Regions from separate parts of the Mus musculus genome. Here region 2 is linked to region 1. Evidence: chromatin contacts called from ENCODE Hi-C or POLR2A ChIA-PET data. All regions are on one chromosome and are shown on one strand. The core of a region is the stretch at or near the end of the contact, and the rest is flanking DNA. Distances in the headings are between cores, read along the strand shown.

What was found. Hi-C counts contacts between places; a loop is a spot of excess contacts on that map. ChIA-PET counts read pairs that join two places held with the same protein, here RNA polymerase II (POLR2A).
Region 2: a loop to region 1 is called in a map of left cerebral cortex, with 4 times the contacts of the local background. The contact joins the enhancer-like site here to the promoter of Elovl6 in region 1. A Hi-C loop is called at or near these places in 2 of 37 maps with a recorded cell type or tissue (adrenal gland and left cerebral cortex). POLR2A ChIA-PET finds 5 or more read pairs at or near these places in 4 of 5 experiments (Patski and embryonic stem cell).

Annotation. Positions count from the first base shown.
Region 1 is chr3:129,528,876-129,535,971 of GRCm38, reverse strand. Elovl6 (ELOVL family member 6, elongation of long chain fatty acids (yeast)) reads right to left here and starts at 3,586. Exons shown (of 5, transcript NM_130450.2): 1 at 3,477-3,586; 2 at 3,204-3,324. The coding sequence starts at 3,292. It overlaps Gm35986 (predicted gene, 35986), which reads left to right and starts at 3,584. Exons shown (of 3, transcript NR_153368.1): 1 at 3,584-3,715; 2 at 4,808-4,913.
Region 2 is chr3:129,586,913-129,594,008 of GRCm38, reverse strand. The region is part of intron 2 of Elovl6 (ELOVL family member 6, elongation of long chain fatty acids (yeast)); the gene reads right to left. Among named protein-coding and RNA genes, the nearest start is that of Gm35986, 58 kb to the right of the region's middle. Within about 2 kb of position 3,033, at least 1 of the 3 ENCODE cell types and tissues checked has a DNase peak (open chromatin) inside an H3K27ac peak, as active enhancers do.

The DNA.
Region 1 (7,096 bases), core at 2,337-4,836:
TACCCAGGTGACTTTTAACTGGGCGGCAGTTACAAGAAAATCAATCACACAGGGTGATTTTCTAAGGGAATACATATTTACTACTTTGCACTGAAATTGTCATTGCAGTCTAGTCTCTTATGAAACCATTTGCTACAAAAATAAATGTCTACAATATTTCATTATCTAGGCCAGTGAGTATCAGGTTAAACAATGAAGGCAGCAATAAATGTCACGAGTTTGTTGTCTCAGCTTAGCCAGCTGAGTTTACACATAGGCTACTGGGAAACCTGGGGCCCCATTCCGTGAATGGATGCTGAGGTAACTAAGGTAAAGCGTTATAGGGCTGGTCTTACCAACTCCTTATTCCAAGTGCTCCTAAATGAGGCTAGTTCCTATATACAGACTACTGTAATGTAAGGACCCGTGCCTGGCTCCCCCAACCCCCACCTCGACCCCAGCGGTGGTCAGAGGCCCTGGCAACTCAGCTTACTAGAGATTTGTTACAATTAGCAACTTTGTTTAGACTAGGTCTAGCAGATTTTAAAGAACAGTTACAAATAGGTTCTCAAAAGACAGGGCACACAGGCTTCTATACTTGATTTCTTCCAGAAGCTATTTCAAACCATTCTAAGTGACAAGGACAGGTGAAGGTGAGACTTGATGGTTCTGGAGCCCCTCAACTCCCCTCGCAAGAGGGTATATATAAGCCTTTATGATGGGATTCCTGTCTAATGACATGAGAAGAGAACCTTCATTACGACCAAGACATTTTGGTTGCGGAGAGCGGGTGGGAAAGTTCTGAAATCAGGCTCCAAGAGAACTAGAATCGTGAAGTGAAAAGGGACAGTGGCTAAGATCAGCACGGACGAGATGTAATAAGCTTATCCACTGTAATAAGCTATCCAAAACTATAAAGCCAACGATCAAAAGACGGGAAGAACATCCATTCTACAGTGTGACTAGAACAGCGTTCAAAACGCAAGCCAAGCATGCTGAATCCAGACACGGATATGAGCAGGTTGTGTTGGCGGTCAAATGAGCGTTTTAATCGCTGGACCTTGTAAGCATCTGCCTTGTACAAAGTAAGATTTTGCAAAATGCTTTGCAAAATCAAGACCAGAAAAAAAAAAAAAAAAAGACCAGAAAAGGTTCATCACATCAGCCCACGATGTGCTAGGAGCCACCTTTAAAATAAGAAATAAGGAAAATAAGATAATGAAAATACATTGTCAGGAAGAACATAAGTACTGTTCAGGAGTTAATAGTGGCCAAAGAATAACAAGGGAAAAGAAATTCATGGATTTGGGATATTTTCAGTCCCACGAGGACCAAGGACCTGTCTAGTTCTGACAGAGTGAAAGTCACTTAACTGAGTGTCTGGAGAAAGAGGCGGGAAATGGTCCTGGGGTACCTTAGGAAAAGGGGGTGGGGTGGGGTGGGCAACAAACAGCATGCACTAGGGTGGTGCAGCAGCAGGGCAGACTGAGTGCCATGCGCCTGCAGAGGCTAGGAATGCCTGCTCCGGAATGACAGGCCCAACCGGGATGCAGCAAGCTAGAGACGCGAGCTGCGGGCTACTGGAGGAGGAAGGCAGGAAGGCAGGCTAGAGCCCTGCAAGGGACGGTGACAAATGGTCTCAGAGAAGATCGGAGCCCTAGGTTGGCAGGTTGAGCTCGGGTCACAGCCCCCCCTCCCCCCCAAGCCCCTAACGGGAGGAAGTGCACCGCTAGGACCCCCCGAACGCCAGCCCGAGGGGGCTGGGCTTCCTGCAGCGCTCGGGCCTCCCTATGGCCTCCCCCTTACGGGGCGATCCAGACTCCCCGGGGGTGTAATCGCGCTCGGGACCCAGGCCCGCGTCCTCGGTGTCCAGGAGCACGCCGGCGACCGCACCAGGCTGGCTCTGGGGCTCAGGGCCTCCAGGCAGCCGCCATGCCGCGGCCCGAACTCGCGCGCCCCGGAGTCTCGGCTCCGCCCGGCCGCCGCCGTAAACCGCCCAAGGGCCCAGCTCGCAAGCTGAAGGCCAAGGGTGGGCGCGCTCCCCGCGGGCGAGAAGGGGCGGGAGCAGCAAGCCCGGGATCGGGCTGGAGAAGGCGAACCCCCGGCGGCTGCCACCACCCGCTCCAGCCCGGGAGCGCCGGCGTCTCCGGTTTCCCATTGATGAATGGAGGGAGGGAAGGCAGGTCGCGAGCGCCCTCGCACGCGGCAGCGGAACCTCCCGGAGCCCGGAAGCCCCCCGAGGGCCGGCCGCGGCGCAGAGGGGGTGGGGTGGGGGTGGGGAGATCGAGGGGGCTCGCACTAAACCGGAGGGAAACATCTCCAACCACAGCACGGTCTACGGGAAGGAGGGAGCTCCCTTCTTAAAATACTGCAAGGTGACACCGGATCGCCTCCCACACGGGGATTTTTCAGAAGACTGACCGGAGGAACTCAGTAAACAAGATGTTTTCCCGGATTCGAAGTTCTGGGGAAAGACCTCCGAGACTGCCCTGGCAGGAGCCTTCCAGTACTTAAACTGCTGCTCCACGCGGAGAAGCGTGTCCAAAAGGCGTTTCCTTTACACAGAAACTTAATAATGGCGTGGCTCCACTTGCTCGGGTTCATTCATTTTTATTGCAGTTTTCATTGTCCCCTCCTCCCCGATGTCTTTATGAAACCGGAAAGTAATCTGAGTGGGGAAGGGGTCCTGGACCCTGGGCATCTACGGCTGGAGGCGGCAGTCAAGGGAGGGCAGTAAAGTGGAAGAACTACAAGGAGAAAGGAAGGACACGAGGGATGGGGAGAGGGAAAGGACCAGAGAGAGGCGGGCTGAAGAGGGTTAAAGGGAGCGGAGACCGGGTCCTCCCTCCACTGCCTTGCACGCTCCAGTTGCGGGAGGCCAAGCAGAACCCCCAAATCTAAGCGAAAGCAGGGAGACAACACAGGTGGGATAGCTGGATTGTAACATGCCTCTGTCTCCCGTATATTATTACAGGTACACATATTATATGTTCTATGTTATATAATCTACACAAAGATGCCCGCGTGGCCGCGGCTCACACAGAGCACCCCCCAAACCGCACGCTTCCATGCAGCTTCAGAGTCTCCTGCAGACATGAGACCCTGGAACTCCGCGATCTGCTGGCTACTGCCGGCAATCCATCCGTCGCTCCGCTCACGCTCAGACCAGGAATACCGACATTAATGCACTCCCGGGAATAGTATCTCGCGAAAGCATCACCTACCAGTTTTCCTGCATCCATTGGATGGCTTCGTTCTCGTTGAACTGCTTTTCGAATTCATATTCTTGTAAAGTCAACACTGACATGTTCATTGGGGCTGATCTTCGGAGTCGCTACGTGTTCTCTATACAAAATAAAAAAATCTGTAAAGAGCCTTTTATTTTGAGTGCTCTCCTGTCTGCTTCCCCCTCCCACCCCCCTAGGTATTGCCCCGCCGTCAGTCTCCTGGCCGATCTCTCTCCCAGCCTCTCAGCTACATCCAGGGTTGAGCATTGCCTGCGCCTCTGCTCCCAGCTCCTAGCTCAGGGGCTCTCCTCCCAGCGTCCGCATCCACCGTAGGAGGAAATGAATGCCTTGCGGTCTTAGTGCCCGCACGTTTGTCCATCACGCTTTTTACTCGTCTACAGGGAAATCTCCTCCCCCTCGTGCGATCGGGAAAATTAACCCTTTGCGCGAGAGGGCGCAGAAGAGCAAGACCTCCCATCGCCCTGGGGGATAGTTTTGTTTACAAGAAGGTGGTTGGTGGACTGGGGGAGGGGAGGGAAGGGCGCCAAGAGGGAGGAAGTGGCCTTGAGGTCATACTCAAGCCCATTCGCCACCTCTTGGGCCTCCCTGCCTGGCCTTTGAATGAAGTTTCAGAGTGAGAGGCGCAGCCCTGAGGCGCGTGGACCTGAAAGCTTGGCGAGTAAACAATTGGGAAATAGTAAAATCTGCCAGGTTCTCTGGCATGAGAACTCCAGGCAAATAAATGTGAGGATCACGTCTTGCGATCTAGTCTCCTCACTACCTCGATCCCGCAGCACCCTCTGAGACCACCTCCACCGGGCAGCTTGGGCGCGGATTTACCTTGACCTTAGGGCCAGGTAGCCTTCGGAACTAAGACCACGTGCAGACAGGATGCTGAGGATGAGGACCTGGGAAGTCAAGGTTGACTAGGAGGCAGAAGTTAGGTAGAGGGTTTGGCTACCAGGAGGGGATATTAATGAACAAAGGAAGGGAATTTGGCATACAGAATTAGGCCTACTGATCTAAATACCAAAACTTTATCTATCTGCTTTACTTTAGTTCTGCCTTATTCTTGTGAAATTAGGAAGAAAAGATTAATGTAGGAGAGGGATTTATGTAATGCTAATCCTCCCCCTGGGCTACCAGCTCACAGCAACCATTCCCAAATACTCCTTATTTTTCTGGAGGATGGTATTTTCTAGTCCTAAAAGGAAGAAGGAAGTAAGAGACAATAAGGTACCTAATAATATAATATTTAGATCCAACAAAAGATACTGATCAACACTTATTAGTTTGTTTGTTTGTTTTTTAAATGTTTGTGATTTTCAAGATTGGGTTTTTTTGTTTGTTTGGTTTGGGTTTTTTAGGTGCTTTTGGCTTTTCGAGACATGATTTTTCTGTGTAGCCCTTGTTGCCCTGGAACTGGCTCTGTAAACCAGGCTGGTCTCAGACTCAGAGATCTGCCTGCCTCTGCCTCACTCACAAGTTCTGGGACTAAGGTTCGGGCCACCACAGCCCAGCTAAGAACCTATTAGTTTAAAGATGTACATTAGGACCAGAGAGAAAATACCCTCTAAGATGTTCATTTCCTCACCTACCAGCCAACTAAAATGAGGCGAGGGCATTTCATGCAGTCAGATCATCTCAGGAAGACACTGGAGGCTGAGGCGGGAAGACTGGTGCTAGTAAAATTGCCAGAAATTTGAGGTGAGTCTGAATTTCACAGTGACATCCTTGCTTCCCCTGCCCCCCAAGTCTTAAAAGGGTGGGGTATGTCCTTAATTGGGGGGTGGGTATGTCCTTAATCCTAATACACTCTGGAGTCAGAAGCATGTGGATTTTTGTGAGTTTGAGATTAGCCTGGTCTAGTAACAAGATCCAGGTCAGCCAAGGAGATAGAATGACACCCTGGGTTTTTAATGTCATTTGTTTTTGTTTTTGTTTGGGTTTTTTATTTGTTTTTGTTTTTTGATTCTCTGTGTATCCCTGGCCATCCTGGAAATTGCACAGTAGAGCAATAGATCAATCAGTGTGGCCTCCAACTCATAGCTCTCCTTGCCCCTGCCTCCCTTGTGCTGGAATGAAAGAGGTATTGCCACCACATTGTGAAAATGGCTTGGCATGAGGACCTGAGTTCAGAGTCCCAGAACCTCTGAGGCTGAGACGGGGAACTCCTCCTGTGTATTTTCATTTTTGGAGACCAGGTATCTTTTATATCTTACGCTGGCTAGAAATGGCTCTGTGAGCCAGGTGGTGGTGCTGCGCGCCTTTAATCCCAGCACTCGGGAGGCAGAGGCAGGCGGATCTACATGAGTCTAAGGCTAGCCTGAAATAACAAACCTGAAATAGGAGCTTGGAGATGAGTAAGAGACCTTGTCTTTAAAATGAAGATGGAGACATCTCGAGAATGACACATTCCATTACAGCTCTGGCCTCCTCGTGCACCTGCTCACCTGCACAAGGAAGCAGCCCCCCCCCCCAACTCCTCCCCACACACTTCTTTAAAGGAAGGAAGTCTGCATTGTAACCCATGCCTATAATTCCAACATTTGGGAGGTAGAGGCAGGAGAATCAGGAGTTCAAGGTCATCTTTGGCTAAGTAACAAACTCCAAGCTATAATGGGCCACATGAGACCCTATCTATCCCTCCTTCCACCATCACCACCAACACACACACACACACACACACACACACACACACACACACACACACACACACACACATACATCCACACAGAATAGATAGATAAGTCAGAGTTAAAAGAAATCCTGTAGATTATTACATCAATCAGAGGTCTAGTTGGTGATTAAGACATTAATGTCCTCTGACACTCTCAAAGACTTAGTGTAAAGATTTCACTTATCTCTTCAGATATAGATTGTCCTTCTAGGGGCAATATGTCAGGCCATCCTGAATGTCTTTGAAGAAGGCCTAAGACTAAACACTTGGCAAAATCAGTCCGAAAGGTGGGGGTAGCTGATGAAAGAAAGACGTTAGCCCTGGGCCTGGGCCTGGGAGCTGTCTTCCTTGTTGGTAAAGTGACTGGGTGAGACCAGAAGAGTGAGGAAGGGAACCAGAGCCAATGTAATCCCATTGGCAAATGTAATCCCAGCCTTAGGAAGGCAGAGACAAGATCGCTGCAAGCCTGAGGCCTGCCCAGCATAAGGCACAGTTTACAAAATATCTAGTGATTTGAATAAGAATGCCCCATAGGTTTGGCCCTTTGAGTACTTGGTCCCCAGTTGGTGGTGCTGTTTGACGGGATTTTAGGAGCCTGGCCTTGTTGGGTGAGTGTGTCCCTGGAGGCCTGCTTTACCATTTCATCTCTGTGCTTGAGTTTGATGGCAGGAGCTCCTAGCTTCCAGCGGCTGCCTACTGGTTAGAGTTGCTAGAGTGAACATAAAGATTAAAATTAAACAGCATACTGCCCAGAACCAGGAATGTCATCAGTCCAGATAAGTGCCCTCCCATCTGTTAAAGTCTTACAGAGACCAAGTGCAGAAGCCCTGGAGTATGAACGAAGGGTGGAGGGTTTGCATAGAGCTTTTATTTGTTTGTTTGTTTGCTTTTTGAGACATTGCTTTCACTGTGTAGCCCTGGCTAGCCTGGAACTCACTCTGTACATCAGGCCGACCTCAAACTCACAGCTATACACCTGCCTCTGCCTCCCGAGTGCTGGGATTAAAGGCATGTTTCTTCCACTGCCTGCCTCACACAGCAATTTCTAGCCAGTGTAAAATATAAAAGGTAAGCCAGGCGTTGATGGCGCACACCTTTAATCCCGGCACTTGGGAGGCAGAGGCAGGCGGATTTCTGAGTTTGAGGCCAGCCTGGTCTACAGAGTGAGTTCCAGGACAGCCAGGGCTACACAGAGAAACCCTGTCTCGAA
Region 2 (7,096 bases), core at 1,784-4,283, 59 kb before region 1:
CCACTGTGCTATTATTTCTCTTTAACACACCAACTAGAGCACTTAATCTCTTTTGTGTACTAAGTCATCATGCTTGTCACCTCGTCAACATTCCAATGAGTTGTAGATGTCTTCCTTAATTTCGAATGCCCTGAGTCTTATATCACAGAACTTCCCATAAGTAGCTCTCTGTTATACAAATAAATACATAACATATTGGATATTTAACAGCTATCATGTTGCTGTGTAGACCATCCCATTGATCCTAGAGCTCGGGACACAGAGCAGGTAGATCTAGGAGTTTGGAGCCAACCTGGTCTACAAAGTGAGTTCCAGGCCAACCACGGCTGGCTACACAGCAAGATCCTCTTTCTAAAGTAGAATCTTGCACTGGGGACATATTTTAAGAGAAAAGAAAATATATTAGTGGGTGGGATAATTTATGCTAAAGCTGACTCTGAGTCTGTGCTTCAAACTTACTAGATTCTAAATCTAGATAGCTTTAAAAAAAATGATGGCTTTTCCTTTCCCCGGTTGCTAAAAGTGTCCAGCAAGTTCCTGTAACCCCACTAGCTTTTTGTTTTGTTTTTTAACATTTGTGGAACGCTTGCTGTGGCTTCCCAGGCAGCTTCAGCAGTTCTACTGGGCACTGATGAGCAAGGCCGGAAAACACTGTCTATGTGCCCACTCCTTTGGGGCCTAACACCACCTACCATATTTTCTCAGTGTGACTATTAAAGTCAGCAGAGACATCGTGGACAGCAATAACTGACATCGGTGCTGTGAAGGAATGCACAGCCTGTCCTCTAATGGGTCCTCCTCCGCTGCCAGCAAAGTCAAAAGGGCACCCAAGTCAGCAGGGCAGAACGTGTTTCGGTAGGCAAGGGTTTGCCAAAAACAAAGCCGATTACTTTGATCAGCCTGAAAATGGAACGGTGTGATACTGTACCGCAGTAATTGGAATATTTTATTCAAAGAAATTTGTGTGTGTGTGTGTGTGTGTGTGTGTGTGTGTGTGTGTTGGGGAGCGGGGAGGGGCTGGCTCAAGGTAAAATAAAAGCACGAACTGGATGAATGGATGGCCTGACCTGGAGCTGTAGAGCCCACAGTGGAAGGCTTAAAAGTTGTCCTCTGGCCTCCACACCCAAACTCACACACAGACAGATAACACGCTCTCCCCCACACATACAACTGAAAAAAAAAAATCAGCACAAAAAGTCACAAGGTTCTGAGCTCAGGTGAAAGGGACCCACTTCAAGCCTTTATACTGAGAAAGAGATGCTAACAAAGGACGCTTCTTATTAGCCTTCTACAGGAGGTGTTTCTGAAAAAAAAATTTAGCTTTCTCCTTCCTATCTATTTATCATGGAAGGGGGGGGCTCCTGTACATATTTAATTACTTACTGGGGGGCAGTAAGGAGGGGGAGTCGCAGGTATCCATTCAGTTGATTCAATCAAAAGTTAAAAGGCAAAAAAAGAAGAAAAAAAGCCTTAAAAAACTGGGCAGTGGTGGTGCATGCCTTTAATCCCAGCACTTGGGAGGAGGCAGAGGCAGGCAGATTTTGAGTTTGAGGTCAGCCTGGTCTACAGAGTGAGTTCCAGGACAGCCAGGGCTACACAGAGAAACTCTGTCTCGAAAAAAACAAAACAAACAAACAAAAAGTTAAAAGGCCCATGATGTACTGGTAATTATCCACACACATTATCTGCAGTCCTGAAACTAGACAGCAAGCTGCTCGTTCTTTTCACGACCAGTCAGAAGGCAGCCAGTGCTGGCTGCGGTGGATTCGGCCATTCAGAGTAGAGTATTGGGTTACCACCTTTCAATGTTACAAAGGTGGTTCCTCTGCCTTGCACTGACAGGTGGAGGGCTTCTCCAAGGCTAACAAGGTGTGTAACACTGGTCTCCGCCTCTTTGCTATCAAGCTGGCGGACAGTAGGCAGATGGCCCAAACTAGCTATTGGCCAGAACTCAGCCCTTGATTCTATGTAACTGCAGTGGGTGAACCCAAATGACCTCTGGCAAATACCAGCTTCTTGACTGCAAGAAGCACGTCACCTTTTGGCCATTTCGAAACTCATGTTCGTAGGTTTTTAATATCTGCCCTTTGCCCGTGTACTCGCATAGATCCTTATGTGGACAGAAGTTGAAAGGGCAGTGAAGCTTCCAAGGTAACCCAGGTCACACAACCCAAGGAACTCTGGAGTTATGAAAGGGTCTGGCTGGTCTCTGGTCTACAAGTATCTGCTTTGTGCTCGCTGGATTTGGGAAGGGCAGAGAATCGGAACATTGGCTACAGCTGCGAGTCCTCCAGGAGCCCATCCTATCACAGAGCAGAGTGATCTGTATATGTGGTGACTAGAGACCTTTTTACCCTGAACGGCCAGTTGGGCTAGCAAGACAGTTCAACAAGGCACTTAGCCACTAAGCCTGACCACCTGATCTTTTCCTTCTCAGTCGCTCTTGATTTACTGAGGCAGACTCTCACTGGACCTGGAGTTCAGTGGTTTAGCTGGCCAAGCTAGCCAGCTTGACCCCAGTGACCCCTGAGCACAGGCATGAGAGACCTCATGCTACCACGCCCACTCGACTTTTCGACTTGGGATTCTGGGATGTGAACTCTGGGCTCCATGGTTGCATGGCAACTGCTTTGTCCACCGAGCCACTTCCCCCAGCTGTCTGTGGCCTCATAAGTTCAGGTTTGGCTTTGCAAGAGAAACCTGAGTGGAAAGAACAATTTATACGTTCAAGAGCAACCGAGGAGTCCATCCGCATCAACATTCGGCTTCCACATACACTCCCACCCCGGCTCTTTAAGAAAGCTGCCAAGATCATTTCTTAATTAGACAAGAGCTTGACTACAGGCACATTGATTCTGCTGCACGAGCAAGCTGGTTTTGCTCGGCATGTGCGGATTCTAGACAAGGACGAGGAAATTTTGAGTTTTCTTTTGAGAGTCAGCAGGGAGTACAGCTCACAGGTGGCTTTACGGCGTACAGCGCATGCTCAGACATAAAGCGCATGCTCAGAGCGAAGCTTCTGTGACACTGCAGAAATGAAACTACCAGAAGAAGCCCTCTATAGTGCGAACAAATGACACACGACTTTCAATCTAAAAAAATAAGGCTAAGTGGTTTTGTGACGAAAACAGGGTCTGTCACTGGGACCTGAGGCTCGCCTAATGGCAGCTGGCTAGTGAGCTGCAGGGTGTCTCTATTTCCCCAGAGTACACACCAGTCACTTCTGGCTTTCTACATGGACAATGGGGATTTAACTCAGCATCCCATGCCTGCTTGCATGGCAAACACTCAATGACTGAGCTATCCCGCCAGCTCGTGTTCACACATTCTAAGCACCTCTGCCTTAAGTATTTCTAAAAATAACCTACTGCCTACCCACAAAAATACCTCCGTGGATGTTAATAACACAGATTGTCTAGCTTTAAGATAATGCAACTGTACCACAAGTCAAAGCCAATTTTAGTTTATAATAAAGTTAAACGTTACTATTACCTATATAAAATTAATAACAATGAAAATAAAAGACTAGGAATTAAAATGAAGTCTTGGGGGAGGGGGATGTTGCAGATGTAGAACTCTCAGCTACTACTTCAGCGCCATGCCTGCCTGCACGTCACCATGCTTTCTGCCATGAAAGGTAACGCACTAAACCCCTGAACTATAGCTCAATTAAAGGCTTCCCTTTATAAGAGTTGCCAGTCATGGTGTCTCTACACAGCAACAGAAACCCTAAATAAGACAGCTTCAGTGGACCATACAAACTTCCATCTAAAACTAAGCCGTTGAAAGTCAACAGATGGTTCTACATCGAGGAATCGAGGCTTGGACTTGTGGTATCACTTAGGGATGAAACGGAAGCAAAAGCCTGCACTCTTATAGGAGAAGCCTAGCAGTGGCTGAGGCGGAGGCTAGATAAGCCAAGCTCCGTGTGTGTAGTTGGTTACAGTTCCAGGTCAGCACACTCCAGGTGGGAAGCTGGCAGCGAAGTGGATCTCATGCCGCACAGAGGTGTAAGTATATAAGGTTCAACACGTGCTTTCTGCAAACACACTTCGTATTTTCCAATGAGCAATGGGCACCCGGTCAAAGCTGACACTTCCTTACTTGTTCTGGTGTTTAATCCTGGGTCGGACGTCTCCACCCTGTGTGTCAATGGTGCTAGTTTCTGGACTAAGAAAACTGCCACCTAGATTCCTAAGCAAGACACAAAGTCCTCAGCAACATGGCGATATGATTTTAAAAATCCAAGAAAGGCTAGATAGATGGGGCCGGGTAAATATGAGATTGCTGAGCAAGATAACCCACTTGGGGCCTCCAACGTAACACCAATTTTTTTTTTTTCATAAAAAATAGAGTATCATCTTCCATTATTTGACAGATCTACTTCGAGGAAAGGATTATAGATGTTTCTTTTGAAACTGAATTGTACTTTGCAAAAGGTTGAGGGTGTTTTTCTCCCAGAAAAGAAAGTAAATACTTGTGAATATCAAATATTAGTACTGTGTTCTGTATTTCCTTAGGGACACACAACTGCTAACTGACAGAAAGCTGACTGGTGGGTACCTGGCACTGAGCAGGGTGAGGGATGATTGTACAGGGGCTCTGTAAACTGATTTAAAACCACTGAAACAAATGTCTATCAAGGTAGGATTAGCACATTAGAATATTTCCAAACATTGAACTAATCTATAAAGTTGTCTTCCCACGGAGCTTTAGAGACAAATGTTTTGAAACCGGGCATGGTGGAACTCTCTTCCTTCTTGACAGCTAAATAAGAGTATTCAGAAGTCCTTGAGTCTTCCAAGAGACTGCCCCATACGATGGCTCCCGGGCAGGCTCGATGAAGGCTCACCTTGACTCAACTTCCCCCCCACCAGCACAGTTCAGCCTTGCTTTTTCCTCCTCATGACAATGGAGACAGCCAAATGACAGAGCTGCAGCAATGACAACGTAGGCACAAGTGGCTGGCTGGCATGCCTTTGAGAAAGCATTTGAAAACATGTTCACATTGACGACACACCCTTTTGTGGGTGTGTGTGAGTCTTGGTCCTCTGCTTCTCTGCCTTGGTCTGACTCAGACCTGCTCCTGCCAGTTGTCATCTTGAATTGTGAGTCAACACTCGAGAAAGAGAGAGTGAGAGACAAGGGAGATTGCATGACACCATCAGTGAGGTTTCAAGGTCTGCATTAGGTTACATGGACTTGTGACTGAAACACACCTTGTGAAGGAAATCCCCACCTTCTAATCAAGGCCTGGCTTCTTGATTCTTCATGATACCCAGAACAACGTAAATAAAACCCTGTCACAAGAATTCTGTAGTAATCACCACATACACTCAAGCTCGTGCACACACACACACACACACACACACACACACACACACCCCACTACACAATAACATCTATACAGCCTCCTATAAAAACACTGACTTGACCTAACCCACGGGAAAGAGCAAGAAAACAGAACTCAAAACTCTTGCACACATTTCCTGGGTATCTTGGCCTTTATTAGTTCTTAAGTTAGTCAAGTCAGAGCATATTAGAATCAACTTAAGAAAAGCCCAGGATGCAACCTCTGCCACCACCACCCCCCACCACCACCACCAAGGAAAAAAGGAAAGGACAAAGGTCCCATGAAAACCCTTAGGAAAATGAAAGTAACACAGTAATAAGTGATAAGTAATAAGTCAAATCAACCAACAGCTTGGCCATCATCCATTCTGGCAGTTGACTTGAAGTGGAACTGTATCGTGTGAGCTGAGGACAGTAATCCCTCCACGTACTCACCGAGGCTCAACCTGTCTAAAAGGCCCCAGGCATCTTAGATCGGCATATGAGAACATCACGTGCAATCACTTTGAGGTATCAAAGGCAGCTCCGTGCCTGTATTTGTACATGAGCTGTGTGTATGCAAACATAGGTGAGCGTGCACTTCGGTTCACACCAGAATCAAGATTGTTAGCAGCTGAACTCCCACTTCTGGGCAGAAACTCCATTTGCAGTTTTGTTTTATTGGTATTTGTTCAGTAATGGAAGCTTCCTAACTCATTAGCATCTGCACCTTGGACAGTGAAGCAAACACAATGAAACACTTAGGAAATGTCTGCCACAACACCGCTCCTGTTCCCGTGGGCTGCTCTGGGCTTTGCGCTGATTCTGATTTCTGTGAGCATTATGAGACAACATGCTTGGCAAAGGAGTTCGCATGTGGATTATTTTTAACCTGAATTATTCAAATTGTTTATGTTGATCAAAACCGGCTATGGGATTTCCAAATCCCCACGTCACTTTAGGGACAGATAAGCAAGCTTTTCTCTGAGAGCTGCCTGTTTTATAAACATGATGCATATTTTCCAGAATTATCAGCAGCAAATCTAACTTACTGCAGTGTGTGTGAACACAACAATATGAAGAATGGATGTAACGGATTTACTTTATTTATTATAAAATATTTATTAAATACCCATTTAGTAAGTGTTACCTTGGAAGATGGGCAGTCTTCCTAACACATACCAACACATACCTGTAACTCTGATAAACCAGAGACAGAGTCAAGATCAAGACTTCAAAGCCAGAATAATATATGAAACACACACACACCAGAGAGACAGAGAGAGAGACAGAGAACACATTTTAAAAGCCAGGGATTCTATTATAAACAAGTGTAGCAATTCTGACTCTCTAGGTGCTGTGGGGGTAGGAAGCCAAGAGATTCTGACATCTTCAGGAGACCCAGAGGGCCACTGTTGGGGACACCGATTTATGCTATGCTCTTCTAGATGATGGGTCACAGATCTCGGGTGGCCTGTGGTCCAGTGAGAAATACAAAGGGAACTTCATCATACAGAGCTTACGTATCCGTATCCTGAGAACCTACAAAGATTCCCGGTTCCGTTCTGACCTACAGACTGCTCTCTCCTTGGTGGCTCAGCGGCAGTGACACCAAGTGAGGGGAAAATGGTCACAGAGAAGAGCGGGGTTAGTGTCACATAGCAGGGATCTGGTCCCAGTGTGACCTAGCCCACAGGCTTTCTGCTGAAGCCATTCATTTCTTCAGAAGTGTTTTCTGAGGGCCTATCTATGCTGTGCAGATGAA